Linked DNA regions of Homo sapiens: region 1 is linked to region 2. Evidence: read pairs that join two places in POLR2A ChIA-PET (ENCODE). Cell type or tissue: Panc1. All regions are shown on one strand. Links, peaks and the distances in the headings refer to the core of each region. The heading gives the core; the rest is flanking DNA.

Region 1 (15,554 bases), core at 4,352-12,351, 72 kb after region 2:
TACTATGTTGCTGAGGCTGGTCCCCTGGGCTCAAGCTGGGATTAAAGATTATGAGCTACTGTTCCCAGCTACAAGAAGAAAATTAATAATTAGGATATCAGTAGTGTAGCAGTAATAATTAGTAATAATCAGAATGTGTATTTGTTTTCGATGTTTAAATGAAAGTTTCCTGACCTGATTTGCTATATTAGCATCTTCAGAAGGTATACTTGGTATTTTGGGATGGCAGATAAGGAAATAGTTTTTTTGGTTTGACCTAAACAGATGTTTATCTGTTTAAGAGTATAACAGATTGATATAAAGAAAAGGGCATTTCACTATTAATACCTTTTAGATTTGAATTTGAATTAAGATAGATTTTAAACATAATATAGTTCTACAGAAGTTCTTGGGAAGCAAAACAAAGTGATTACTGACATGATTTTTATGAAATAAACCAAGAGTTCATAAAACTATAATAATAAAAAACTGCCAAAAGGTACTTGATACATTTCTCTTCCCTTAGTCATATGCAGCACACATTATTCTAAGGAGAAGTTATGGTGCTTTCTAATTTAGTTACTTAGACTTCCTGTAGAGACATTCAGGTTTCTATACAATACAATTATTTTGCACTTTAATTTGAACGCATTTCTGATGTTTATTAGCAGTAATAAAAATAAGGACTTTTTCATGATCTTCTGTATATCTGTATTATCATTCTTAATATTTCTGAATAAGTATATTGCCATCATCTACTTTCAGATTTAGCAATTCTAGTTGGTTGGTTTAATCTCTTATTTTCCTCATATTTACTTTTAAATAAATTTTGGACACCAGCTCTGTTTACCATGTAACTTATCTTTTTTCTTTTGGCCATGAGTGGAAGGTAAGCTGAGGTGAAGGAGGTAGGGGTAAGAATTGTTGACATAGTTTACTGCTTACTAGTGAGTGTTCCTCAATGGCCATGTGTTTAGTGAGTCCTTAAGTCTAGAATAAACTTTTCTCTGTTTAAATAATTCTTATGTTTAAAACCCAATGTCTTTGTGATATATGTTTTGGTTTGATTCCATCCCAACTTCCATCCTATTTAGCCATCTTTTTCTTAGTTGAGCCTTTAAAATTTTGATTTCCGCATTGCCATTTCTTTATAAGTAATATGTGACATTAAATGTCTAAAAATAGACCTTTTGGAAATTGTAGCTGTAATATGGAATGGCATTTTCTTTTAAAATAAACTACGAAGAATGTTACAGGGTATGAAAAAATACCGTGCAGTCCAAAGTAATGCAAATCAGCAAAATCAGCCAGTATCCTCTCCTTTATCAAGAGTCCGGAAATTAAGACAGTAGGAGTGTATAAATTATAAAATCAAGATGAGGGAACACACAGATTCCTAAATGATCAACTTTATGTCCTTCAGTAAGGATCATAGGGTGGATGAGTATGTGTGTGTGTGCAGACACTTAAAGAAGATCTGAGTCTGTAGGAGTCAGTGAACATTTCCTGTAAAAGACCAGATAGCAAATTATGGTAGGCTTTATGGTCTCTGTGACGGCTACTCAACTCTGCTTCTATATTAGCACAAATGCAACCATAAACAATATCTAATGAATAAGTGTGCGTCAGTAAAACTTTATTTATAAAATCAAGCAGTTGGCTGGATTTGGCCCACAGGCCAAAGTTTTCCAATCTCTGCCTTAGTTTATCAGCCTGACTTGTTTTTAAAGGATATACAGAGAAGAATGTTCAGTAAGAAATACATTTTTAAATTTAAACTTCATTAGTAGCACTTGTTACTAGTTGAAATTTAACCTTTTGTCACAAATAAGAGTCTTAAAAAGAATCAGTAATTTTTTTTTGTTTGTTTGTTTGTTTTGAGACAAGGTCTGGCTCTGTCGCCCAGGTGGAGTATAGTGGTGCTATCTCGGCTCACTACAACCTCTGCCTCCCAGGCTCAAGGGATCCTCCCACCTCAGTCCCCCAAGTAGCTGGGACTCCAGGTGCACGCCACCACGCCTGGCTAATTTTTGTATTTTTTTGTAGAGCCTGGGTTTTGTCATGTTGCTTAGGTTGGTCTCGAACTCGTGAGCTCAAACCATCCGCCCACCTCAGCCTCCTAGAGTACTTGCATTATAGGCGTGAGCCACTGCGCCGAGCCAATTTTTTAATCAGTAATTTTTAATAATACATAGTAACTCTATATATCAAGGTAAATTATTTTTATAGGTTTTTTTTAAATCTTGTGAGAGGTGTGTTATCTCTGGAATTATGATTAGTATAATAATAAAGGTAGCTTAATTAGGCATCCTTTGAGGGTAGTTTAATGATTAGCTCAATTATTGAAGTGTTTAGCTTGACTTCCTAATTTTAATTAAAAATATACTTGCCTTTGTAGCTTTTTCTTAATATCTTTCTTAATATCATATACATATGTGTAGGTACATTTAGATAGATGCCTTTAAAGATAAAAGTGAATGTAAGCATTTTATTAAAATATTGTGACTTCTTTGATGTTACAGATGTTTGTCAAAAATAACCGGGAAAAAACTACCTGAAAAATGAATAATGTATTTTTTAAAAATTCATGGCTGGGCACGGTTGCTCACGCCTGTAATCCCAGCGCTTTGGGAGGCTGAGGCAGGCGGATCACTTGAGGTCAGGAGTTTGAGACCAGCCTGACCAACATGGTGAAACCCCGTCTCTACTAAAAATATAAAAATTTGCCGAGCGTGGTGGCAGGTGCCTGTAATCCCAGCTACTTGGGAGGCTGTGGCAGGAGAATCACTTGAACTTGGGAGGCGGAGGTTGCCGTGAGCTGAGACTGCGCCACTGCACTCCAGCCTGAGCGATAGAGTGAGACTCCATGTCAAAAACAAAAAACAAAACAAAAAAATTCATAAGGCTCCCAGAATAAAATTCAGATTCTTGGCCACTTTCTTTAGAATCAGATATATTACATGCCTCTTGTTGGAAAGAACATATATGGTAATTTCATTGGAAACTGAAATTTTATCTACTTTTTGAAAATATTTTATAGTTGCCCACTGACCACTCTTTGCATTATCCAGTAGCAGTAAATATAGATATAATTTTATTTAGTAAATGAGGCTAATTTTTACTTGATTCCATTTCTCCAACTAGTATTCTTTTGGAAGTATATGTAAAAATATATATATGACAAATAAATGAAATGATAACATGCTGAGCATATTTCTTTATATTTATTGGAGCTATGATTTTAACGTGAGCATTCACCCAGAAAGGTTTTTAAATAAAAAATAGCTGATAATTTTTGTTTTATATTAATCTTCATTTGAAAAATAAGGTTTGCTTTATACAGCTTGTTATTTGTAAGATATATGACGAGTCCTAGAACTCACATGGTAGCTATTGTTAAACAGCAAGTTTTAAACAATTGGAGGTGTTTTAATAATAGTGTTTGGTCTTGTTTTTTATTTTCAAATAAGTGCAGTCTGGAACTTTGAAGCTTTTCCTTGTGAAGTTGTTTGTTGAGTGCTTAATCCTGCTCTTTCTTTAAAGTACGTAATCTTTTCTTGTGATGGCAGTACCTCTGCTGTTTCACAGCAGCTCTCTGTCAAAGGTGACTATAAATCTGGCCGCATCAGCTATTGCAGTACTTTCTGCTAAATGGTTTTCCTTTGTGCGTTTGTCTCTTTTTGTCTTTTGAAAAGGAAAAAAAAAAGTGTTGAAACAGATTTTTCCATCTGTTCAGTCTTTGTACTGTATTTTTCATAATGTGTTGTATTTTTCTTTTAAAATTCACTTAACATACTTGAGAAAAGAACTTAGCCATTAGGCATCTGGGAATGGATGCTGGGATAAAAAGCTGTTTTTACTTATATGTGAGAATTTACATTCTTTCTTGTTCATTTAACCCAGACCACTATTATTTATGACTACGTAGTAAATAGTAGTTTGAGCAAGTGGTTCCTTTAAAAGTATATTTATCTATCAAAAGCCATTCTAAAGAATTGCCTGTGATGACAAATATAATTCATTTTTGCCTCTTCAAAAACAGTCCTAACTCCAAAACAGTGAATATTAAGAATGATTGTTTTCAACCACTCTAATTTGTTCACAAATAATAAAAAATTTCTTACTAAAAATAATAGTGGAAGGAGGTAACTAGAGGCTTATTCCAACCCAGTGAATACTATAATTATGTATTAGTCTGAATGTTGCAATTACTTTTCTGTTTTGGTGCTTGTTTTATTCACATTAAAACAAAAAAGCAGTTGACCGACCTAAATTTTCAGATACTGTTGGACATTTGTAAAATGTTACAGTTGTCTTGACTTAAAGTTTTAAATGTTGATGTGCACATTTTTCATGGCTATTCTTAGCATCTTGTTAAATTTTTACTGCAGAAATAGTTCATTTTGTAGTTTTTCTTAAATGAGATTAGCAGAATATAAGCATTGAGTAAGCAGTAAAAATTAATTTTGCCTACTCTTATCATGATGATGTGGCTATCTTCATTTTTAATATATTTTCTAAATAGACTTCATTTTTTAGTGCAGTTTTAGGTTCACAGCAAAAGTAAGTGGAAGGTACAGAGATATTATATATACTCCCTGCCTGTCCCAAAACATTCGTAGCCTCCTCCATTATCAGCAGAGTGGTACATTGAATCTACATTGACACATCATTTTCATCCAAAGTCCATAGTTTATGATAGGGCTCATTCTTTGCACATTTTATGTGTTTAGACAAATATAATTACATGTCTTTCATCATTATAATATCATACAGAATATTCTCACTCTGCAGAGTTTTGTGCTGTTCTTCGTGTAGATCTTGTACATATTTGTTAGATTTATATTTAAGTATTTCATTTTTTGGGGTGCTAATATAAATTTCAAATAATTTCAAATTAATTATTTCAAATTCCACTGGTTCTTTTCTGGTATATAAGAAAATGAATGACTATGTTTTTTGGTTTTTTTTTCTTTTTTAGAGACAGTCTTGCTCTGTTTCCCAGGCTGGAGTGCAGTGGTACAAACACAGCTCACTGCAGCCTCGATCTCCTGGGCTCGAGCAATCCTTCCACCTCAGCCTCCTGAGTAACTGGGACCACAGGTGCACACCATCACACCCAACTAATTTTTAAATTTGTTGTAGAGACAAGGTCCTGGCATGTTGGCCAGGCTTGTCTTGAACTCCTGGGCTGCAGTGATCTCACATCCCAAAGTGCTGGGGTTTACTGGCATAAGCCACTGTGCCTGGGTGTGAATGAGTTTTGTATGTTAACCTTGCATATCCTGGCCACCTTGCTATAATCACATATTGGTTGCAGGAGTTTTTCTGTTCATTCTTTCTGATAGCTGCATAGTTGATCATGTTATCAATGAACAAAGAAAGTTTTCTTTCTTTCTTCCTAATCTATGTGCATACCTTTTATTTCCTTTGCTCATTGCATTAGCTGGTGCTCCCATTACAGTGTTGAAAGGCGTGATAAGAGGGATATCCTTGCCTTGTTTCTGATTGTAGTGGAGAAGCTTTGAGTGTTTTGCTATTAAGTGTGTTAGCTGTAGTTTTTATGTAGATGTTCTTTATCAAGTTGAGCAACTTCACCTGTATTCGTAGTTTACCGACAGTGTTTATCTGGAATGAGTGTTGGATTTTCTGCATCAGTTGATATAATCATGTGATTTTTCTTTTTTTAGAAAAATGTTTTCTAAATGTTTTCAAATGTTGAACTAGACTTGCATACCTGGTATAAATCCCATTTGGTCATGCTGTGTGATTCTTTTTATACACTGTTGAATTCAGTTTGGTAAAAATTGTATTGAGAATTTTTGCATCCATCTTCATGAGAAGGATTGATCTTAGTTTTCTTTTCTCGTAATGCCTTTGGTATTCATATTAGTGTAATGCTGGGCTCATAAAATGAGTTAGGATATATTTCCTCTGCCTTTATCTTCTGAAAGAGACTAGAAACTTGTTATAATTCACCAGTCAACCCATCTGGTCCTGGTACTTTCTATTTTGGGAATCTATTAATTGATTCAGTTTCTTTAATGTATAGAAGCCTATTCAGATTGTTTCTTCTTGTCTGAGTTTTGGTAGATTGTATTTTTTAAGGAGTTGGTCGGTCCATTTCATCTGTGTCATCAAAATTGTGGGCATAGATTTGTTTTTAGTATTCCTTTATTCTTTTAATGTCCATGGAAATTAAAGTGATGTCTGTCTTTCATTTCTGATGTTAGTAATTTGTGTCCCCTCTCCTTTTTCCTTAGCATGGCTAGAAGCTTGTTTTTTTTTTTTTTTTTTTTTGAAGGAAGCAGCTTTTAGTTTTGTTGATTTTTCTCTTTTGATCTCCTGTATTCAGTTTCACTGATTTCTTCCTTAACTGTTATTATTTATTTTCTTCTGTTTACTTTGGGTTCAGTTTCCTCTTCTTTTTGTAGTTTCTTAAAGCAGAAGTGATTGATTTTACCTGTTTCTTCTTTAATATATATGAATTCAATGCTATAAATTCCCTTTAAGTACTATTTTCTGTGTTTCCCATAAATTTTGATAAGTTGTTTTCATTTTTATTTAGTTCAAAACATTTAAAAAATTCTCTCTTAATATCTTTTTTGACCCAAGTGTTAATAGAATTGTTTTGTTTAATCTCTACATATTTTGGGATTTTCCAGCTCTCTTTTTGTTATCGATTTCTAGTTTACTTCCATTATGTTCCAAGAGCAGACATTGTATAGTTTCTATTCTTTCAAATTTTTTGAGGTATATTTTATGGCCCAGAATATATTCTGTCTTGGTTAATGTTCCATGTGAGTTTGAGAAGAATGTGTGTTTTGCTGTTATTGGATAACGTAGACTGTAGATGTCCATTATATCTAGTTGGTAAAGAATGGTGTTGAGTTCAGCTCTGTTGGCACTTTTTTTCTGCCTGCTGGATCTGTCCATTTCTGATAGAGGGATGTTAAAGTTTACAACTGTAATAGCGGATTCATATATTTCTCCTTGCAGTTTTATGAGTTTTTGTCTCATATATTTTGACACTCTGTTCTTAGGTGCATACACCTTAAGGATTGTTGTGGTTCTTGGAGAATTGACTCTTTTTTCATTTTGTAATGCCCCACTTTAATGACTTTCCTTGGTCTGAAGTCTGTGTCTGAAATTAATATAGCTACTTTGCTTTCTTTTGATTAGTGAAAGCATGGCATATCTTTCTTCATCTATTTACTTTTATTCTATATGTGTCTTTATATTTAAAGTGAATTTCTTGCAGACAGCGTATAGCTGGGTCTTAGTTTTAGATCCACTTTGACAATCTGTCTTTTAATTGGTGCATTTAGGCCATTGAAGTTTAAAGTGAATGTTGATATACTTCAAATAATACCTACCATATTTGTTACTGTTCTCTATTTGTTGCCCTTGTTTTTGTTTCTATTTTTGTTTCCCGTTCTTTTTATGCCTCTTGTGGTTTTAATTGACCATTTTATATGGTTCCACATTTTCTCTCCTTTCTTAGCATATCAGTTTCTTAGCATATCAGTTATACTTCTTTTATTTTTTTAAATAGTTGCTCTAGAATATGCAGTATATATTTACTGTTAATCTGGGTCTACTTTGAAAGAACACTGTACTGCTTCACAGGTCATATGAGTACCTTGTAATAACAAAAAGAAATTGTAATTCTTTACTCTGATCACTTATGTCATTGCTGTCATTCATTTCACCTATATATAAGCATATGTGTTTATATATGTAAACATACATAAACTGGATACATTGTTGCTGTTATTATTTTGAAGAAACTATTACTACTAGATCAGTTAAGAAACAGAAAAGTTTTTATTTTTGCCTCTATTTCTCTGATGCTGCCTTCCTTTATGTAGAGCTGAGTTTCTGATCTATGTCATTTTCTTTAAGAAAAAAACAACTTTGACATTTTTTGCAGCACAGGTCATTTTGTCAGTTTTTGTTTGAGCAAGTTTTCATTACTTCTTCAGTTTTGAAGGCTAATTTTGCAGTGTACAGAATTCCAGTTTTTTTTTTTTTAACTTTCTGCACTTTAAATGTTTTATTTCTCTCTCTTCTTGCCTGCATGGTTTCTTGTGAGAAGTCAGAAATAATTTTTATCTTTGCACCTCTGTTGGTAAGGGGTTTTTTTCCAATGGCTTCTTTCAAGATTTTTTTTTAATCTTTGGATTTCTGCAATTTGAATATAATATGTCTAGGTGTAGCTTTCTTTTTTTTTTTAGCATTTATTCTGCTTGGTATTTTCTTAGCTTCTCGAATTTGTGGTTGGTATCCGACATTGATTTAGAGGAAATTCACAGTCATTATTGCTTTAAATATTTCTTTCTGTTCCCTCTTCTCCTGGTTTTCCTGTTACATGTACGCCTTTTGTTGTTGTCTCTCTGTTCTCAGATACTCTGTTCTGTTTTTTTCCAGTTTTTTTTCTCTTTGCTTTTCAATTTTGGACATTTCTGTTGAGGTATCCTCAGGTTAAGAGACTATTTCCTTAGCTGTGTCCAGACTACTATGGAGTCTGTCAAAGGCATTCTTTACTTCTGTTAAAGTGTTTTTGGATTCTAGCATTTCTTTTTGACTGGTTCTTAGAATTTCCATCGTTCTGCTTATATTGCCCATCTGTTGTTTGGTATTGTGTACTTTATCCATTAGAGCCCTTAGCATATAAATCATGGTTGTTTTAAATTCCTAGTCTGATAATTGCAACATTACTGCCATTTCGAAGTCTGATTCTGATGCTTGCTCCATCTCTTCCAACTGTATTTTTTGCCTTTTAATTTTTTCCTGATATCGGGACATGATGTACTAAGTAAAAGGAACTGCTGCAAATAGGCCTTTGGTAATGGTGTGGGGGGAAGGGAAGTGTGCTATAGTCCTGTCATTAGGTGTCAGTTTTTTAGTGAGTCTGTGCTCTTGGACTGTGAACTTCAGGAGTGCTTCTTAATCTCTTCTCCCCACACTTCCTCCCACTCCCTTTTAGGTGGAATAAGATGGCTAAAGTGGGCTGGAGTTGCGTACTTCTCTTCCTTTACTTGGAAGGCTTGGGCCCACTGGAGTGATTTTTCTTCTCTCAGGTTAGTTGGTCCCTGATAAAACCCCAGCAGGTTAGGCTCTCGTAAAAGTGTTATTTCTGAAGGCAGTCCTTGTTGTTAAGAACAGAATATGCTCTTGCATATTTAAAAATGGTTGCCTTTTCTCTTCCCTCTGCTGGTAGCATGAGGGAATTTTCTCCAATATTCATTGTGAGAACCTGCTCAAGCTTTAGAGGTAAAATTTACAAAGATGTGGGGACATCTCTATGACTGGGTTCCCCTGGAGTTTTTGACTTTCTGACTTGCCTATTTTGAGCCTCCGGCTATTCCTCAGTTACAGTGCTTGCTTCCTTACCCGGACACAGGTTTTCACAGAGGTTTGTGCTTATGGGTTTCTGCTTTCAGCAAGTTGTGATTCTCTGTATCCACCTGTCTGTCTTTCCAGTTTGGGGGCAGTGGTTTTTCTTGTGTCTCACTTCTCTTACAGATCTTTAAGAAGAGTTGTTGATTTTCCAGTTTGTTCAGCTTTTTACTTCTTGTTAAGATAAAATGATTTCCATGCTCCTTACACACTACACTGGAAAAGAGAAGTTGATATTAACTTTTATTGGTGAAAACATAGGTGGTCTTCAAAAAGAGGTTTTAAAACTGACGTTTATCAAGTAGGTGCAACTATGGAATGGGGTACTCTAAAACTGTAATTAATCAGTTGGCAAAGGCTTTGGATTGCAAGCACATTCATAGCCCATAATATACAAAATGAAGTGCTCTTCATTATGTTCATCTTTGGTAAAGACTTACTAAACTGTTGTTTTGAGCATATTTCTATTAAGTCAGTCAGAAGCTAATTTAGATGAGAGTAGAAAATTATTAAACATTTGGAAAATAAGACCTGGGAGGAGATAGGGAATTCATGATTATTCAATTAGAAAAAAAGGAAATCAGAGAAGTTATTTAATAGATTATATGTATATAAATAGATTATTTAGGGAAGGTAATGCTTAATTATACTTATGTCCACAAGGTTTCCCAGTGTTTCTCAACTATGGCTATACATTAGAATAATTTGTGGAGCTGAAAAAACCAAAATGTACAAACAATGCCCAAACATGCTTGGATTTCTTCTTTAGAGCTTCTGATTCAGTGAGTATGGCAAGGGGCATGACATCTGTAATTTTTTGTTTTTTAAATCTTTGTGGATGCTTGTGATATAGAGCCAAAATTGAGAAATACTGGTTTAAGTGTTTGACAGGCTGGGTAGCAGTATTCTTAGGCAGATGGTAGAAAAGAAACATGTTAATTACTGTATATAGAGAGGATGTCGTTTTAAAGCAGTCATAACATCTTGAGATCTGTGGTGTAACCATGAGGAAATACACTGCCTTTTTGTTCTGCCACTGCCTTTGGAGACAGGGCTGTGAAACTGTTACGTGAAATATTTGGAAAGGAACTGGAGTTCCAGGTCTTGAGTTATGGTGTTTTTCCTTCCTAGCAGTTTATCACTGGTCAAGAGAACGAGCAATATAAAAGACCTTGAAGTCTAATTATGGTTGAAAAGTCTATTCTTAAACATGCAGGGCTTGGCCAGGTGCGATGGCACATGCCTGTAATCTCAGCACTTTGGGAGGCCAAGGCAGGCGGATCATTTGAGGCCAGGAGTTCAAGACCAGCCTGGCCAATATGGTGAAACCCTGTCTCTACTAAAAATAAAGAAATTTGCCGGGCATGGTGGTGCATGCCTGTAATCCCAGCTACTGGGAGGCTGAGGCACTAGAATCACTTTCACAGCCGGGAGGCAGAGGTCGTAGGGAACTGTGATTGCACCACTGAACTCCAGCCTGGGAGACAGACTGAGACTGTGTCTCCAGATAAATAAAATAAAATAAACCGAACTAAACTAAACTAAATTAAAATAAAATTTAAAAATTAAGTTGCAGGTGATCCTCACACTGATCAGGTTAAGAATGCAAATGACGTTTCACAGATGAGAAAACTACAGCACAGTTAGATTGTTTTAGTTATTACAGATCATTTAATGTATTTTCATTTTTTCCTGGTAACCTGCTACTTACAGAAAGTTTATTTTTTTATCATTAGTAGGATAAATGTATCATGTACTGCTGCTTTTATTTATTGACTTTCATTTATCCCCCATAACAGTGTGGATGAAGAAATCAAAGGTTTCTGATGATGCTCAATTTTTTTAAATTGTTTTTATGTTCACACAAAATAAAGGACAGTATTGGTCCTAATCTAAAGCTCATCCTCTTTTCACAAATGCTTCCATCAATATTCTTTGATCCCATTACAGTGGTATTTAGATTTTAACTTTGTTATTGAAAAATAATCACATTATGGTTAAATCTCTTCAAGACTTAGGCCATTAAAAGTAAAAATCATCTACTGACTTTTTATTCAGAGTAGTAAGGCAATTCAGAGTAGCAACATTTTGAAGGCATATCAAAATACTTAAAAAGGTTTAAATTACCCTGTTTGCTGAAAGTAAAAGAATGTACTGAAAGAAATGGTAAGAGAGGTTAACCTTCAGTGTTTCTGATGAATTAAAATTGTGCTCTTGGGTTTACCTTTTTTACTGTGGTAAGAAGGAACAGTTTTCCCTTAAATTTTTTCTTGGTTTAGTAGGAGAATATCTACTCAAAGAAATTTACTTTCACAGAATATTATATAATTAAACATATACTATTATAGGATAACTTATTGTCATTTCTAAATGTAGTTCATAGAAAATATCATGATCCTTATTCTTATCTTTAAACTTTGCAAGATATAAATGTATTTCCAGAAACCTCACCGGATATCACAGTTCTCCAGTTGCTTTCTATTTTATGTGTACTCTAGTCTTCCATTCCTAGGTTGGAAATTGAATATGTCCCTTCTGTAGAGATTAGAATAATATCATTACTTTTCTTTGCCTTGTTCCTCATTGAAAATAATTGAAGAACAGATTCTCTGAAAAGATATATAATCTTACAAAATATTAACAATTTATAATGAATATACCAGTTTTGATACTGTCTCATTCTTCATATAAAAGTAGAGGTTGTCAGAATATGTGTGTCAGACATTTTCATAATACACAGTGGTAGTGACGGTAGTGAAAACTTGCCCAGGAGCGATACTCTCAGACTTTATCACTGACTGCGGGCCCATGGCCTGTTTATTTTACTATTTTTTGTTTCTACTTTGCTGACAGTACAAATCCCACAGGGAAAAATAAGCAATAAGAGGAAATATTGTTGTGATTGTAATAACAACCTACAAAAGTCATTGAAGATAAAATGAATGGGCTGGAAATGTAATTTATGGGATTTTAAGGGCTATAATGGATCCTAGAGAAAATCGAGTCCAATTTCCTGATAGTGACAGGATTAGAACGTTTTTCCACTGTTGTATACTTTTTATTGGTTTTCCGAAAAGTGAACTAATCTTACCTAAGAAGATATGACTGGAGCGGACATGGTGGCTCATGCATGTAATCTCAGCATTTTGGGAGGCTTGACTCCAGAAGTTCAAGACCAGCCAAGGAAACATAGCGAGACCTTGGCTCTACCAAAACAAACAAACAAACAAAAAAGCCAGGGGTAGTGGCAAGTGCCTGTAGTCCCAGCTGCTCTGGAGGCTGAGACAGGAGGATCCCTTGAGCCCAGAAGGTTGAGGCTGCAGTGAGCCATGATTGTGCCTCTGCACTCTACCCTGGGTGACAGTGATACCCTTACAAAAAAAAAAAAAAAGATATTACTGGACATAAAACATGTTTCTTAGGTTTTAAGAAAACTCATTCATTCATTGAGTGTCTGCTATGTGTCATACGGTTTTCCAGCCTTTGGGAGTAAAAAGAGCAGATTACCACGTTCCTATTACCTGAGACTGTTTGAAGGCCTTCCACACTCTAGGATGGAAGTATAGCATAGGCTGTCAAACATAGTTGTGTAATTCAGCCAAAGATGGTCCCAACTGAAGGAAAAGGAAGTAGGTACAGAATTCAGTATGACTGTATAATAAGCAAGGAGGGAAAGCAAAGAATGGCATGAACATATAAGAATAGCATAAGACATGCTAAAATTTCAAATGAACTGATGTTTGTGAGAATAATTGAAAAGGTTTTTTTCCAAGTAATATTGTTACCTATGAAATTCTTATCTACTTGGAGTAACTGAAGACCTAACTGTTATATTGCTTTTATAATTCTGTTGCTAAACTTTTGAGATTTGTACCCTCAGTGCCTATTAAAGTTCTCAAATAAGAAAAATTGATGAGTTAAGCAAACATGGTTAAGGAATATCATTCTATAGCTTTGTATCTTTACCTCCTAGGAGCTACTAAATGAGCGAACATGGAGGGTAATTAGGATCATTAGTACAAGAAGCTCTGATTTGTTTCCCCTTAATGTGCCCATTTTTCTTGCCACACAAGTCTGTGTAGTAGTGAATGACAGCAGGTAGGGTTAGAAAGAAACCAGTGGTTATGGGGAAGAGAGAGAGACTAAGTAAGTGGTTTAAAATTCCAGAATGTGAGGGATGAAAACAAGGCTCTCCTGTTGTGTGGATCTAGAGAGAGATCTTGATTCAGGGTTTCTAGTATTAATGGTATAAGTCAGTTAGAGGGATACAGTAACATAATGAAATAAACCCACTAATTCTATGTCTGATTCTGTACTGCTACTTTTCTCCACTTTAGAAACACTCTAAAGGTAACCACCTTTCCAAAGGCATATACATGGTGTAAAGATTAAGTAGTATAGTGTAGTGGGGGCTGTGATGAAAAGAACATGCCCTACCTTGCCCATGCCTACCCCTGCTCCCCAGAAGGATCCATTTAACTGTTTCTGGTCATGTTGCTAACTCTAAATAAAATCTCTTGCCAATGTTTTTTGATTCCTCAACTTTGGAAATTATCAGTTGATTTCCTGCCTTGATAAATGAGCATTTGCCTCATATCTCCCCTCCCCTGTAGTCTTGTCCCTATTTTTACTTTGTTTCCTTGTTACCTTTGTAAATTTCAATAAGTATCTTATAGTTAATTCTGTATTTCTTGCTCTGTCAATTATGCATACTAGCTCTTGGCTCCCCACTTTGTAAATGAGAAAGTTAACCCATCACTTTTCCATGTTTGTTTCCTTTTTCTTCCTCCTTTCCTTTGCGAACTGTAGTCACGTGTAATTAATATAAACTTTTAGTTTGATTCTAAAAGTTGAAAATGGGTGAACAGTACGTATTATACCTTTTTTTCTTTTCCTGTGATGACTTTTTTATTTCAAAGTCAAGTGATATCTTTTGAGTACATTTCCTTTCTTGTACAGCTGCTTTTCTTCCTTCTCCCCCACTTCCCTTATGCATTGGCTGCTGTCATCTCATGCTTAAATGCCTCAGGCTTCTCAAGGATGGAGTCACATCTCTGGAGCCCTCTTGTTCTCATGAACCTGCCTCCAGTGAATACCTCCTTGTTCTTCTCTAAGCTGGGCCAGTGTTGTTTATGTCAACTGTACTGTTTTCCTCCTGGGCTTTTTCATCTTTTTTCTGAGTTGAATTCAGTGTTTATTAGATTCCCTGTCATTGCCTTGTTTTGTGTGTGTGTGTGCATGTGTGTGTCTATGTGTGGTTTACTCTTTCACTTTATTGGAGCATAGTCTTAAATGACTTACAAAAAGAATGATAAGATTTTTGAGGCCCATGAATATCTAAAAGTCTTTGTTCTATAATTAGATCTTGTCAGGGGTTTGCTTGAATATCTTTATAACTCTGGGGACATTACTTCACTGTTTCCTAGCAACTAGCAATTTGATCATTTCTTTGCAAGTGGTCGCTTGTTTGTTTTTTTTTGTTTCTTTTTACCTGGAAGTCTGTAGGAAGCCTTAAGGAACATTTTAGAGTGGTGTATTTAGGTGGGGACTAATTTCGTTTATCATTCTGTGTACTTCCATCTAAGGACCCATGTTCATTAGAAGCTGCGTAAAATCTATTTTCTTCTATTATTTCTTTGATACTTTCTCTTCTTCTTTTCCTTTGTTTTCTCTTGTTGGATGTTACATGTTCTAAAATGATCCTTTATATTGCTTACTTTTTCTTTTATATTTTCTAGTCCTTTATTTTTTGGCTTTACTTTTTTAAAGGGATCTTGGAATGAAATGACAGCATACATGTATGTTCAGTTTGGTATCTTGGACCAAAGACTTCTTTTCACTACTTTTCAGTCATTATAATATCCAAAATTGGGATTTCCTGAGCAATTTTCATCAACATATTTTAGGAATTAATGTAGATTTTAAATTATTAGTGAGAAATACAAATGATTTTAATTTACAAGGGAAAGATATTTTTCTTGGGACTTTTACTTACATGTATTTCTAAGACCATACTATTCTTTACATGATCAACATTCTTATTTGTTTACAAGAATATTGAATTTTCTTTGTTGTTTCTCATCTGTTAAATACGTCTTGTTTTTAAATCGTGGATGAAATAAATTTAAAAAGTCAAATGCAGGACAGAAGGAAGTAAGTAGCTCACTTGCAAA
Region 2 (15,554 bases), core at 5,119-13,118:
GTTAGTATCCACAAATGTATTTCCTTCCTCTGTCAGTGGAGTGGTCCTAGAAGCAACAACATCCCATTACCAACAGCAGACACCTGACACCCAGATCTTGTTTTCTAATACCATTTTCCAATCAAAAGAATCAGTGCTCTTTGGAGAATAGGCTGATCCTAGGATTGGTGCAGAAAATATTTAATATGGGCCTACAGCATCTTATAGTGCTAGAAAGTAAGGAAGTGCTCAAAAAAAGGAAAGAAAGGAACAACAACTCTGGGTTATGGAAGGAACAGAGTAGCCAACTAAAAGACCTACCAATGGTCAAAGCTGGAAAATTTGAACAACAAAATAAAGTAGTATTGGCTTATAATCCAAGGTAAAAAATAAATCTCTGAGTCCATAATGATATTCAACATGAATAAAGTTAGACCCTCCTAGAACTTGATCTTCACTGCCCACTTCATTTTGTCTACAAAGAAATCTTGTGGATGTCAGTGCTTTTATACTCAAAGAGCAGTTCCTAACACCCTAAATACTCCACTACTTTCCCTTTTAACCCATGAAAAGCTACCAAAAGTAAGAGGTCAGTCACAAATTACACTGACTTCCTAATAACAGAAATCCATATATGATTTTTCAATGAAAATAAGATATTACATTACCTAATGCCTCCTGTCGTTAGTTCTTTCCCTTCTGAAGTTAAAATTTACATATTTTATTTTTTTTCAAGTAAATCTGCTAGTAAAGTTCATCATACATAGATTTTATATGTTACTATTTTCTTTTAAAAGTGTGAAGGTATAAATCTAAGCTAGAACAGGGAAAACTGAAAGACATACGTAAATAAATGCAGGTTTTAAGAGTTATATAATAGTTTTTTATATGCTTCCACAAAGTTACCCTTCACTAAACCCTGTAAGATAAATGCACCTTGCTGAGTTGAAGGCTTTTGTGAAGGCTATGCTTTAGGGGCAAGAAGGTGAAGATGAAGCAAGGAGATGAGAAGAAACAATAGAGCCAGGTGGCTGATCTCCCTCTGTAACATTGTACTTGAGGGAGCTGTTTGCACATGAGTGTCTCATCCATCTTTCCTCTGCATGCTCTGAGTCACACACCATAAATCTCCCTCTCAGTCTTCTCAGGCCTTGCATATCTAGAATCTGATATGCATATAATATAACTTAGAAATTTTATGCTTCTTCACAGTGCCCTAAAACACATAGTGACATAATCCTTGACTTAAATGGGGCAGATGGAAATACAGATGAAAGGAGAGAGACAGCAATGTTACCACTTCTCAAGAGCTCAAAGCCATTAAGTTGCAGAACTAAGGTTCAAAGCCAACTCATCTATCCCAAAGCCCAGTGGGCCTTCCCCCAATACCAAATGCCTCTGCATACATACCATCCTGAGCCAGCTTTAACCTACATTTGGAGGTTATCTGCTATTATTGTATTCAGTGTGAGTATCCCCTTTTCCCTTCTTAGTAAAGTATATAGTGTCGTAACTTAGTGATTGGCTCGGTGCTCCTGCTCGGTTCACTGGTAGGAAAAGACTTCCTTTGGTGACTGGTAAAAAGCACTAGCCTTGTGTCCAGACTGAAACTCTGATTTGAAAATTCCTTCCAACCAAAATTCCACCCTGCCAAAATTCCTAGAATGTGTATTCTGAGAGCAATGGAAGAAGCAAGTGGACCCAATTTATGTCCCTTATAGTTATTTAATCTATTTGATAGTTCACACATCTTACAAAACCTTTATGTACCTGAAAGTTTGAGATCTATGGTTGGTTTGTTTTGGATTGGGTTGAGTTGCCTCCTTATAGGTTCTAAAAGTTACTTGCAGAAGGAGGATAAATATTTTTGTGGCACTCAAACTCTTTGAACCATAGCATTTGTGTCAATTGCTATTGCAGGTTTTACCAAATGACATATGGACTTGATAAACTGAGGTTATATACTGTTAAGCTGCTGGGTCTTTTTGAGTCCATAAATGTAATAAATAATAAATGTAAAAACAATATTATATATATTTGAGATGCTAGGTCACCACGGAATGAGGTGACAACATGGTATAGAAGACAACATAGTTTATAGTTTCGTAATACTTGTTTATACATTGCCTCACCTCCAGTTCTGGCAGCTGGCTTGATTCTATAGCCAATCCAGAGACTCTAGATTGGGTCTGGCCTTAGGCATTTTGTTCTATCCCTTAGAAGCCCTCTAAATCTGACTTGACCTTGGTTACCTTCATTCTGAGTGCCCAAGGGATAGGCCAGATTGTTTTACATTCTAACCTCAGGAATGTGTCTGCCCTGGAATAAACCAAGCAATCCATTTAATGCCTTAATTTTCACAACCGTACCAGACCTATCCTAACAGGAACCCTTACATACAAAGTGATCAAATTCTGCTGTCTGAATACAGATCCTTTAAAAGACTTTTACTAGGGAAGTTTGTAGAAAATTCAAGGACTGGACTACTCTGGAATCCTTCTTTCCTCTACCTTCCCAATACTTGGTCCATATTCAACTCCATGATGGTTCTTGACGGGCCTACTGAGTGCAAGATTCAAAATAGAGGCTCAGCAACATTTTCCAAAAATTTTTTTGCAACTTTAGATTAAAATAACGCTATTGGCCAGGCATGGAAGCTCATGCCTGTAATCCCAGCATTTTGGAAGGCTGAGGCAGGCAGATCACTTAGGTCAGGAGTTCAAGACCAGCCTGGCCAATATGGTGAAACCCCATCTCTACTAAAAATACAAAACTTAGCCAGGCATGGTGATGGGCACCTGTAATCCCAGCTACTCAGGAGGCTGAGGCAGGAGAATCAATTGAACCCGGGAGGCGGAGGTTGCAGTGAGCTGAGATCACGCCACTGCACTCCAGCCTGAGTGACGGAGTAAGACTCTATCTCAAAATAAAAAATAAAAATAAACACTATTACTTGTGGTAATTTGTTTGGTTCTCTATGTAACTGAATTCAGTTCACCAAAGTATCCCTTCATAGTTCTAATTGAACTCCTTTATTTTCATTTTTAAATACTACAACCAAAAAACTCTATATAGCCTCTAGGTTTTGCTCTTCAGATGGCTGTATTTTTGGTAGGTGAAGCAATCCTCTACTTATTTCCTCTCCATGTCACAGATTTGATTCTAACACAGTTACTAATACAAGTAAGCTACTTGACTCTTGAGGATTCACAAAATTACCCGTGTCTTTCTGTTTAAACCCTTTAAACATTTAAAATTTTTATCTTCCTGACACATTGTTTTTTATGTCATGTTATTGTTCAGCAAAGTGGTGTTAGGAATGAAAAAGTGATGATAGAAAGGAGCAAGCCTCTCCAAAAAGGGGAAAAGTAAAGGTGATATTGAGGAGTAGGAGATTTTCTTTAAGCCCCAATCTCATGCAGATGTATACAGAAAAATACTCATTCCACTGTGGAGGAATGCTAAGCAAACTGAAGTTTCTGTTTTTTAAAAATTATCTAACACGTAATAAGTTTAGAGAAAAACAGCTGTTGTTTTTATACAGCCTGAGAGTCCCTGTTTTGTTATGAGAAGAAATCTGTAGACTGTCAAGTCCAGGATTGCTGTGAGTTTATTCATTGGCTGGAAGGTAGCATGATGGACGATAGGCAAGGGGTGTCTGGCTTGGGGAAACAGTAGGAATAAGGAACCCCTTTTAAGATTTAGTAGTGACTTTGGGAGGCTGAGGAAGGAGGCCAGGATTTCAAAGCCAGCCTGGGCAACATGGTGAGAGCTCATTTCTACAAAACATAAAATATTAGCCAGGTGTAGCGGTGCCCAGCTACTTGGGAGGCTGAGGTGGAAGGAACATTGGAGCCCTGTAATTTGAGGTTACAGTGAGCTATGATTGTGCCACTGCACTCCAGCCTAGGTAACAGAGCCAAGACCCTATCTCTAAAAAAAGAAAAGAATTCATAGTGAATAATGCTCTATTAATTCTTTCCCTAAAATGACACCTTGCAACTTTTCCTACTCACTCCATATTCCCCTAAATAAATCCTAGTTACTGTATTTTTACTTATTATAAATATCCTGGCTCTTTAGGGAATTAATCATCTTCCCAATCCTTTGTGTTTTTATAAAATTTTAGACTAGTGAAACTTCTCTAGAATAGTAAAAGGTAGAATCATTTTTCCAGATATTGTACATATAATTGTTTTTAAGGTATATGGTCTTGAGCTCATGAAAAAAAGTAAATATATATATATATATATATATATATATATATTTCTCCTACTCAACAGTCATCAAATGTTTATTGAGCACCTACTATATGGCAGGAACTTTTCTCAGCATAGCATAGGTGCTCAACAAACATTTGATTTTCTAGGCATTGGAAATGTACTGGAAAACAAGGAATGGCCCTGACCTCAATATAAGCCCTTATGTTATGGAGAAGAGATATGGGATAAACATGTGGATGGGTAAATGAGATCACTTCAGGAAATAATGAGTGCCATGAAGAAGATAAGTAAGTGTGACTGGCAGGGTAGGTTTAATTGGGTGGTATGGAAAGGTCTCTGAGGAGATGATATTTGACTTGAGACATTAAAATTGAGAAAGAAACTTTTTATCTGAGGAATATGAGCCCATTTCAACTGTCAGGTCCAGAGAGGCATTAAAATGTGATAGCAGTTAACATCTCTCCACCCTTAAGCAAAATAATTTCCTCTTCATTTGCTATGTGAGCTCTAGACTGATGCCAATTAGCCATAAAATGCCCTACACTGGACACCATAATGCATACCTTATGGTTCAACAATGTAGACAATCACTAATCAATGTTACTTCTGTAAAGCAATGAGAATTTCTAACACCTTTATATCGTACACTTCTTGTCTCCTTTCGCCTTTAAAAACCTTTTTGTGACAAAGGCCGAATAGCGCACTTGCTGGTGTTTCCCAGGCTGCGGTCCCCAACCTTGGCCCAAATAAATCCTCTCTATTAATTCGCCTCAGTTTCTTTCGTTAGGTTGTATTTGACCACTCATAAAATCGTATACATATTTGACCATTCACGAAAAGTAATTTGAGATCAGCTTTCCCACAGGGCAAAGTTGCCATGTTCATTTCTGGATCTGGGCCTTACTGCCATACATCTATCCAAATATCATTTCTCTTTTTTCTCCTCTGTCTTTCCATCTAATCTTCTTCCCTTTCCACCTGTCTGTTTATGGGTCTCTCTTCTTGTTCCTTTTTTGTTTCATATTTTCCATTTTCCTCACTTTCTACCTCTTCCTCTCAGGCCTAGTGCTTCCTCTCTGCAATGTTTTCTCTGACTTCTTAGAAAAAGTGCTGCCCTGGCACCTATACCACCTGAGTCTCTGTCACTTTCCCTCTTTCTTGACCTACCTTAAAGCAAACTGAAGCAAAACTTTTTTATCACTTGTGGAATTTAACAAACATAGTTGTATATTTGATATTATAAAGTAGTTATATCTCTCTTCACTTACTCTGGCCTTTGAGTTCTCTTACCAGGGAAAAAGAAATTCAGGTATGCAGTGTTATACCAAGTAAATAATATGTAAATATTTAAAATGTTTTAATCATTTTAATTCTCCTGAATTCATGTGAACTTCATAACACAATGCTATGTTTTATATTTGGAAGAAGCATGAGCTCTATTTATAGGTGAATCTTGACTTTGATCTTTTCAGAAGCAGTGTTTCAGAAGTTATGTGAAACAGAAATGAACTTTCTCCATTTTATGCTTTTAACTGCAATCTAATTGATGTATTTCAATTATTTTCTCTACAATAATAGTATGCAATTATCTACTTTTTTTATTAAAGTCTTAATAGAACTTTTATTAAAACTGGGATCATTTTAGGACAGACTAAAGTACTAAGCAAAAAATGTTATTTCACCATGTCTTGAAGAAAAACGCTATTAAGTCCTTTCCACTTCACACTTCTGGCATAACTTCTCTTTGCCTCCATTTCCTCTGCTCAAAGATGAAAATAAGACCAATCTAATAAAGTTGTGTGTAGACTGAACTGATCAATTAAAACACCTAGAATAGTACCTGAAACACAGCAATAATTCAATTGGTGATAGCTGCTGTTGCTGCTGCTGCTACTGCTAATATTGTTATTGTTGTTATGGTACAGCTTGCGTAGTTTAGTTGTGGTACCTAATGTAGCTCAGAACCTAAATCTGAAACCTATAAGCAACCTAGATGCTAGAAACATCCAGGTTTGTCATCTTAGTAACTCAGATCATTGTCAGACACATTTCATAATTAAACACATCTTCATCCATTTCTAATTCCCCAGAGAAAAAGGTTTATAAGTCTGGTATCTAACATGTTTGGAGCACCCATGCTTTAAAATGATTTAAGGAATATAGAAGATCGACTCAAGTTTTGCTCCTAGTTTTCAGGGAAACACCCAACGTGAGAGACTACTACCATCCATGGACGGTTGCTCAGAAACTATGGGATTTACCACGTAGAATACATAAGGAGAAGTTTGCCCAGTTTGGTAAATTTTTGCAAAATGAATGCCTTAATATTCCTCTCTGCACTCAAGAGTCCCTACCTGTGATGACTCCGGTCCTACTGTGTACCTTGCTTTGGCCAGTGGGATAAGAGAAAATGTGATGCAAGCAGAGGAGGGAAAGGGCCTTGTGTTAGTCAGGGTTCTCCAGAGAAAAAGAATCTATACCTTCTATTCATCTCTGAGACAGGCAGAGGGAGAGAGAAAGAGATACTGATTTATTAAAGGAAGAGCTTCATGTGATTATAGAGGCTGAGAAGTCCCATGATCTGCTGTCTTTCAAGCTGGAGACCCAGGACAGCCAGTGGTATTGCTCCAATCCTAGTACAAGGGTGTGAGAACCAAAAGAGCAAATGGTATACGTTCCTGTCCAGATGCAGGAGAAGACCAAAGTCCCAGCCAAAAACAGGTAGAGACATTAAATTCTCCCATACCCCATCTTTTGTTCTATTCAGGGTTCCAACTGATTGGGTGAGGCCCATCCACAACAGGGATGTCAATCTGCTTTACTCAGTCTACCTATTCAAATGTTAATCTCATCTGGAACCACCCTCCCAGACACATCTAGAATAATGTTTAACCAAATATCTGGGCAGCCTGACATCCAGTCAAGTTGATACATAAAGTTAACCATTACAGTGCATTCTTGTCTTGTTCTTGGTCTTAGAGGGAATTCGTTTAGTCTTTTACCTTGACTATGATATTAGATGTAGGTTTTTGGTAGATGCCCTTAATTGAGAAAGTTCCCTTCAATTCCTAGATTGTTGAGTATTTTATCCTGAAATGGATGCTGTCAAATGTTTATTTTGCTTTGGTTTGGTTTTTGTCTATTGAGATAATCATGTTTTTTTTTTTCTATCTTAATATAGTGTATTACATTGATTTTCATATGTTGAAACTCCCTTGCATTTTTATTTCTGGAATAAAAATCTCACTTGGTTGAGGTGTATATTTCTTTTTATATGTCTTAGATTCAGTTTTCTAGTATATTGTTAAGGATATTAGCATCAACATTATAAAAGATATTGGTCTATAGTTTGCTTTTCTGTCTGGTTTTGGTGTCCGAGTAAGAACAGTCTCATAATGAGTTCAGAAGTGTTTTCTCCTCTTTTCTCGAGGAGTGGAGATGTTTATGAAGGATATGTGTTACCAATTCTTTAAATATTTGGTAGAATTCACCAGTTATTACTGTTGTTTGTTTAGTGATATTTCTGGACTAATTCAGTAGTCTTTATTCTTTGTCACATGTAGCCACTGCAATCTCTACTCAGTTAGCTTAGTGATCAGCTAATGAGTAAACAGTAATTTCTTAAGTACCTGGAACCAGTAAATCCCCCAGTCTTTATAGAGAGGAGCTTTGTATGCATTTTGGGGCATGTCTCCTACATTTAGTTTACAAGTCTGCCTTAACTTCCACTTCCTGCTTGTGCAGAGCTTCAAGGTGAGCCAGAGTTAATTGCTGAGGGCCTTCTCAGATCCTTCCTGGGTATGCACTCAGCCTTAAACATGTGTATGACTTTTTAGATTCCCAAGAATACATCAGAGATTTTCAAAGCCCCTATGGATACCCCATGCCTCGATTTTGTCTTTCAACCCTTTTGAGTAGTCTATTGTTTGCCCCAAGTATCAGCCATCACCTCTGGCATCATGATGTCAAAACACTTGCCTATAAATGTTTTCATCAAATGGTCTCTCTGGGGAGAAGATTTTAGCACTAAGCAAGCTCGAATCGGGTCAATTAAGGACATGCCTTTCCAGTTGGGTCTTCTAGGGAATGAGCAGACAGATCGAAAGATCAAATAACGTTAATTCTTTGGAAATGAAGTTTTGAAAGAGCTCCAGCTCTAGTCTGCTCCTTTTGGTACTGAGAATACGGGTTTTTTTTTTTTTTAAGCTGTTTCTAAGTTAATAAGTGGTAAATGAGACTAAGGTAAGTTTAAACACCACAAACCTTGCTGTTCTTACCAACATTCATCAGCTTTTCTTAAATAAATGCTTCCTGGTTTGCTAAAAGCCTTTGGCTAATTTCCAAAGATCTGAAAAAGTTTATTCTATTTGCCAGGTTTTGTTGTTGTTGTTTATGGAGGGATATATTTTTGGATGCTATTTTTAATACACATCGCTACTAGTAGCAAATTAATCTTACCAAAATTGAACTCATAAAGTACAGTCAGTTCACCAATATTGACACTAATTTTATGAAAACTCAATTTTGCGTGCTAACTGAGGAAAAAACTACTAAAGGAAATTGGGCGTTTCAGCATTTCAACTATGAAACATGACTGCAGGTAATGTTACAGGAAAATCTTCTGCAAATATGAAGAACAATTGAATATGAGCATACATGTACTTGGGTGACTACTCGAGAGAAACACTATTAAATGGTAGCTCCAAGATCTAAATAAAAAAAATCAAAATTTTTAAAATTAGGACAACAAATTGTAAGATACAGCTAATAAATTAATATTAAATTTTACTTGTAAAATTGATATATCGAAATGCAAGCCAAGGGTCTTTATTAAAAACAGGCTGCATAAGAGTATTCACTTTGTACTGAAATACAAAGAGCGTACTTTGTAAATTTTAAGTACAAAAATGTACTTTGTACTTAAATACAAAGAGTATTCACTTTGGACTTAAATTCTCATCCAGGATGATTGATGATAGAAGAAACATTTTGTGACTGTACTTTTACTTGCTGACACTACAAAAAAATAATTCTCTACTCTACAGAGAATGAATTCATAATGGAAAAACACAGAAGCATCTAAATTTGAGAGTATACTACACCGAGAGAAAAACAAACTCAGAAAATGCTAGGGTGAAAAGCAAGTTCATTTGCTAATTATTGTATTGTGATCTTTGCATTTTTTCATCTATCAAGTAGTTTTGTTTTTAATTTCAGTCTTCTGTGGCTGAAATGAGGTTTAAAAAACTCTTATTTTTCATATTTGTCTTCACAGCAATTGATGAGTTAGATTACTTAAATAGAACTATTCTGGGAAAAAAACATAATTCTACATTAAATGATACAGTATGTCATAAAATGACATGGACTAAGTGTTCCTTCAGTTGGATCATTCAGTACTTAAAGGCTACTTTCATTTGGTAACGGAGGCACAGACAACAAGGACATCTAGTTAATGATTGTGCATCATTATAGAGGGCAATTTAGAAGTATATGCAGAGCCAAGCCCTTCCTACAAAGTTGTCATAGTAAAATCTAGTCATCCCTAGATTATACTGAGAGGACTACTATTGTCCTCTAAACCATACCACATGGTTTTCAAAAGTTGTCTATTAAGACAGTGGATTAATCATTAATCTCACCAACTTCCAATTGCAATTACAATAATTTCTACACAAATAAACATCTTATTGTCTTCTATTAGTATTGCATGTTTTAATAATATGCTCCTAGAGTTCTTAAATTTCAGTATCACCCTCTCCTCTTCTCTTCACTCATTTCCGTTTATTCATGGAGTATGCTTGGCCTCATTCCATTTCATTCTAGCTCTCTCCCAGGGAACAAATGCCTCAACTCTTCTCCCTATTCATCTAAATGATGTTGCAACCATAAAACCTTCCTAACTGAAAGTTTTTTAACTTTACACTGGTTTTGAACTGTCTAAATATAATTTTGAGACTTCTTCCTATCTCATTTCTCATCCGTAAAAACTCATTGTCCATTGGGTTGTATGTCAGTAAAGGACTGTCTGTCTTGGTGTCTCCATTTGTCATTATCTAGTCACCGAAATATGAATTCTATCCACCTATTCCACTGAATCAATTCAAACTTTTCAGTCCTTATCTTACTGGAAATTTTTGTAGCATTTGAAATAGTTGGCCGCTCTTGCCTTATAAAATACTCTTTCTTTGGTTTCCTTAATACTGTTCACTCAGTTTTTTTCCCTGCTTCTCTGGACCATGTTTTGAGCCCCCTCATCAAACTCACCTCATATTCCTCCCCTCAAATGCTGATTTTCCTCACTAGATGTCCTGGTGACTCTCCACTTTTTACTGTATATACACTTTCCATAGGTAAATTCATTTGCTCCCTTGGCTGCAAATCCTATCTCTAAATTTATGATTCTCAAATAGTTTTCAGCAAAGAATTTCCTCCAGAGCTTCACATCTCTATAATCAACTGCTTTCTGAACATCTTCACTTGTATGTCTGATAGAGTCCAAAATGCAATACATCTAAAATTGAAGTCATTATTCCCATAACTTCTGCTTCTATATCCCAGTAACTGGTGCCACAGCAGTAGCAAATGTAGTTGGATACCTATCCAAAACCCATCCTTGACCTTTTTTCCCTCTCCCACCACACCCAGAAGAAAACCCAGTTTGGTATAGATTTCTACCCTCCTGTATAAGATCTACAAACTTTTGCCCTGATGTGTCCTGCTTGGTTGAAAGTACTTTAAACCAATAATGTCAGAGTCATTTCCCTTGCCAGTAAGTGGGTTTTCATGTGCATGTGATACAATTCTGGTGAATGAGACACGTGCAGAAGTCTGATGGAGGGCTCTGGTGAAAGGTCTTGCTCTAAATAAAAGATACAGGAAGAATTTGCTCCTTGGTTCTCCTTCAATGTTGTTGGGCTTGGATTGATAACTGAAACTGCTGCAGGCTTCTTGTGTTTTCAGCAGGAGTTTGCCTAATAAAAAAACACATGATATGACGTAAACTGGAATCCAAACAATGGTGGAGAAGCAGAACTCAAGTCCTGTTCCTCAGGCCACTCTTCTTTCGAATGATGTCCCAAATCAGTGGCTCTCAAACTTAGCATGCATCAGACTCACTCACTTTAAAAGGCCTCTTAGAACTTTCTCAGTTCTACCCCTAGAGGTTTTCATTCAGTAGCTCTAGATTACAGCTTACTCTAAAAAAACTTACTCCCAGGTGATGCTGTGCTGCTTAACTATGGGACACACTTTGAGAACCACTGGTGTAAATAATTGACCTACAATGTCCTTACTACTTGCAGCCAAAAGCATTTTAGTGGACCCCATTGTCAAAACCAGAATTTCATCTTAACCTTGTTTCACCCTAAGCTCTCTCTTCTTTGCCCCATACAAGTCTATTGTGAAGTGTCATTCATTCTACCTTCTAAATATATTCCTTATTTGTCTGCCTTTTCTATAGTGAATATCAGTTTCTAGTTCAAGCCACTATCATCCCTCCCTTGGATTACTGCAACAATCCAAATTGATTTCTACTCTCAGGTTCATTTCCTCTGGATGTTCTCCACATTGCCATCAAAGGAAGCTTTCAAAAATCTAAATTTGGTCATTTATTATTTGCTTAAAACTTCACAAGGGCTCCCCAAGCCTGCAAGAATATGGTACCAAGTCTGTACTTTGCTACACATGCTTCAGGCTCATTCCTTGTCACTCCCCATCTTGCACTTGCCTACTCCAGCCTTCTAGCTGTCCTCTAGTTTGTTGACACCTGAGATCACTTTGTTCTCCACTCCTCTGTGTCTTCTCATATGCTCTTTTGTTCTTCCCTAACCTGCCCTCTTCTCCTTTGTTTGGATTACACTTACTTATCTGGAATTGAAATTTTTGTTTGGATATCTCTTCCTCAGGGAAGTTTTCCCTGATCTCCCAAGTGTTGACCTGAGACCCCTCCTATGAGCTCCAAGAACATTCTTTATTTCCCCTACAATAGCATTGATCTTATTGCACTGTAATTACCTTTCTGCTTGTCTATACATCTTGGGAGAGCAGAGACCACATCCACCTCATCCACCATGAGAATCCCACATTTTTGTTATTATCATCTTTTTCATCATCATCCGTCCCATCCTTCTCCTCATTTAGCAAACAACCACTAAGGAGCTTACATGAATATTTTATTTGACATTCTAACTACCACATTTTACATATAAGTAAATTGAGGTTCAGAGGGATCAAGTAATTTGTCCAAGAAGGTCAGCCCAAGGAGAAAGTGGGATTTGAACCAAGGGTATCTAACTCTGGAGTTCACTTTCCATTTCCTCCTTCTCCCAAAAACAGTGTAAAAGCACCTGATTTTCCTCTATAAAACTACTACCCCCTCCACCCGTTCTCACCTTCCCTTTCCTGTTTTCACACCTCATATCACCCCAGCTCCAATAACTTCATGTCCACGCATTCAGAGGCCTGTGGGCAAAGGCTTAATTGCAGCTTGCCAGAGAGGTACAAAGCCTGTTGTTGATCCGATTCCCAGACCAGCCAGGCATCCCCCTCACCATGCTCTGGCTAATGCCTGTGCTGTGATCCTGCTTTCTCACTATACAGGTAAGAACACACACACATTACAAAGAGAAGGGTCCCTTCCAAGTATTTATAGGTATGCCACCAACCAAATTTAGAAAACACTAGGTTCTAAGAGTAGAAATAAAGGTAAAAGTCCTCCTTAAGATCAATAAGCTAAACAAGCAAGCAGAAAAAAGAAAAATTATTCTGAAATGTAAAACTAAAATTGCCACTGTTGGTAAATTATAAATCCCACCTCAAGGCCACCCTGGACACATGTACATTCCTCTACTGCTGCATGAATTACTTCCTTCTCTCCATGACACATGACAAGTTCTTTGAACTCCTGAGCACAAGGACTGTTTTCACCCTTGGGTGCCTAGCATGGAACATGGTCCTGACATAACCGAGGTGCTTAAAAAAAAAGAAAAAGAAATGAGGGCAGTTTACATATTACCCAATGAAGAAAAAACATACATTTCCTTCAAAAGTTTTTCTTTTTTAGCAAGATAGTTTAAAAAGATATCTGGCTGAATAATTTAAAAATTGGACTTGAATCAGTCTGACTAGATGCTATTAGCATTTCAGAACTACAATGGAAAGGTAAGTTGTACTCTATTCTGTCATCTCCAGTGTTCTAAAACAGAGAGTGTTACATAAACTGTCACCCTGCCCCATATTCCATCCAGATTTCACCCTGCTACCGTTCCTGGCCCTTCTTAGCCCATAGTGGCACTCCATAATGGTTCTGTCAATTTCGTCACTCTGGGGCAGCCAGTGTTCAACCTCTCATTTTATACACAAGCAGGCATCTTAACACAATTCAGTGTTTTGTAGGGACAAGGACACAATCCCCCTTATACCATGTAGCAGAGGGAAGGGGCAAGGTGAAAAACAGACCCCAGGGCTGCCTGCCCTCACTCACTCTTATTTTCTCTCCAGGCAGTGGCTGCCCTGGACAATCAGTGTGCAGTTGTCTGACAGCCAGCTGGAGCCATCTATTCTTCAGCCTGATGAATTTTCTCCAGTCAGCACAGTGATACTGTCATGAGTAGACACGTAGCCTCAAAATTGAAGCTTCCTGGGAAGAGAACATCCTGAAGATTGTTTGAACTGTATTACTAAATTTTTTTAATGCATGATGACTCAACCCTGTGTGTTCATTGCAAACACAAACAGGGTTGAATTTTAAGGGTGTGCCTGGTTAAACATCTTGTATATGGCCTCTGTATTAAGACTAACACCTGGCTAGAAGCTGCAATTTATTTTGTGTGGAGTGTTTAGTTTTCACATAGAATAGAAATTGAGAAAGAAGCTGTTAAATCAGGTAAACAGGTGTCACATCAGGCATGTCCTTAAGTGTCATGCATTTTTAATATAAAGGACATTATTGAGAAATTAGCAAAATTTAAATGAGGGTTGAAGATTAGAGGGCAATAATGTGTCATCGTTAACATCCTTATTTTGATGGTTGTATTGTAGTTACATAGGGCACGTGCCATATAAAAAGACTGTGGGGTACAGAAAAACAGCGCAAGAATTACCCCAGGTTGCTTACTGTGTAACAGGAAAGCTATCAGGTGCATGTAAAATATGATGAAAAATACAATGCACAATGTTGTAAGGACCAAATACAAGACAAGAAACTGTAGTTCTCAGTATTTTCTCCATCAATGGTACTGACCTTAACACTTACTCTTAAATAGTTGGACTCAAGGGTTAGACTCAAGTCACTGTGAGCCAGGTGTAATTTCATTCCTTTCTCCTCTACTGAATGGACACTTAATGGAGCAGGAGTAACATTTTTCTAATATTAGTTTTGAATTCATTACAATTTTATGTTAAAAGATAAATGCCTCGCCACCTTAGGACATCATCTCTACTTAATTCATCTCTGAGACAGTTCATTATGTCTCAGTATAACCCAAATTAATAAATTTCAAGTAGGGCTAATTTTTAAATGAGGTAACAAGTACTGTCACTGCTGTCCTCCTAACCCCTCCATTAAGAAGTATTTCCTGCTCATTGTATTCCAAAAATCAGCAACTACAAACTGCCTGGTGCAGCAATTTGGGAATCCTAATGCCTGCTACTTTCTTTGTGGCTCATTCCATATGTACTGATAGCACTGGGATAATAAATTTATGGACAGTTCTCAAGTTCAATATTCATTCTTCTATCACTACAGAGGGTGTAATGCTAGAGGGTAAAAGGAATACAGTTCCTCAAGATGCTGATAGGCTAATGGAGGGAGATAATAAACACAGGTAAACTCCCAAATACATACATACAAAACATGCAAAAAACAATTTGTCTATGGCTAATGATAAGAATAAACTTTCCTCTCTCTCCCAGTACAATATTTGGAATTTCCCGTCTCTCTCCTTCCTTCTCCACTGGCTTGGACCGGAATCTCTTCTCATTCTCCCCCAGCAACCTCAATCCACAAGCACAGCAAAATCAATGTACTGGAGATCCGGTATCTCTACTTTGTGGTGATTGCAGGTTTCCTTGCGTCCCTGAATCTATTTCCATACATATAAGTCTGGAACAAACAAACCTACCACCAAGGTTGGAGTTGGACTTAATGTAATAATGCATTTGAGGCACCCACACTCAGAGACTGCTCCCAGCTCTCTTCTCTGCTTCTCTCAGCACAGGTCAGGTCTAGGAATGCATTGGGAAGGTAGAAGGGAATAAATGGCACAGGAAAGGGAAGAGGAGGGGAATGATAAAGGCCTTTCTCTTTCACCATGGCTTTGCCACTCCTAACCCCAGCTGATGTCTTCATCT

The links. Peaks named below come from ENCODE experiments on the same cell type or tissue, not always from the same donor. Only the 100,000 strongest peaks of a DNase experiment are listed, where the experiment ranks them.
Region 1: POLR2A ChIA-PET joins it to region 2 with 5 read pairs; 1 of 35 experiments calls an interaction of 5 or more read pairs at or near these places.

The regions. Positions count from the first base shown.
Region 1 is chr6:147,213,542-147,229,095 of GRCh38, forward strand. All of the region lies in intron 2 of STXBP5 (syntaxin binding protein 5), which reads left to right. Among named protein-coding and RNA genes, the nearest start is that of STXBP5-AS1, 17 kb to the left of the region's middle. In Panc1, for the core only: CTCF peaks have their summits at 9,201 (motif pointing left) and 9,402; no DNase peak of the experiment used is centred there; H3K27ac peaks cover 2,187 bases.
Region 2 is chr6:147,140,808-147,156,361 of GRCh38, forward strand. All of the region lies in intron 3 of STXBP5-AS1 (STXBP5 antisense RNA 1), which reads right to left. Among named protein-coding and RNA genes, the nearest start is that of LUADT1, 10 kb to the right of the region's middle. In Panc1, for the core only: no CTCF peak of the experiment used is centred there; no DNase peak of the experiment used is centred there; H3K27ac peaks cover 1,604 bases.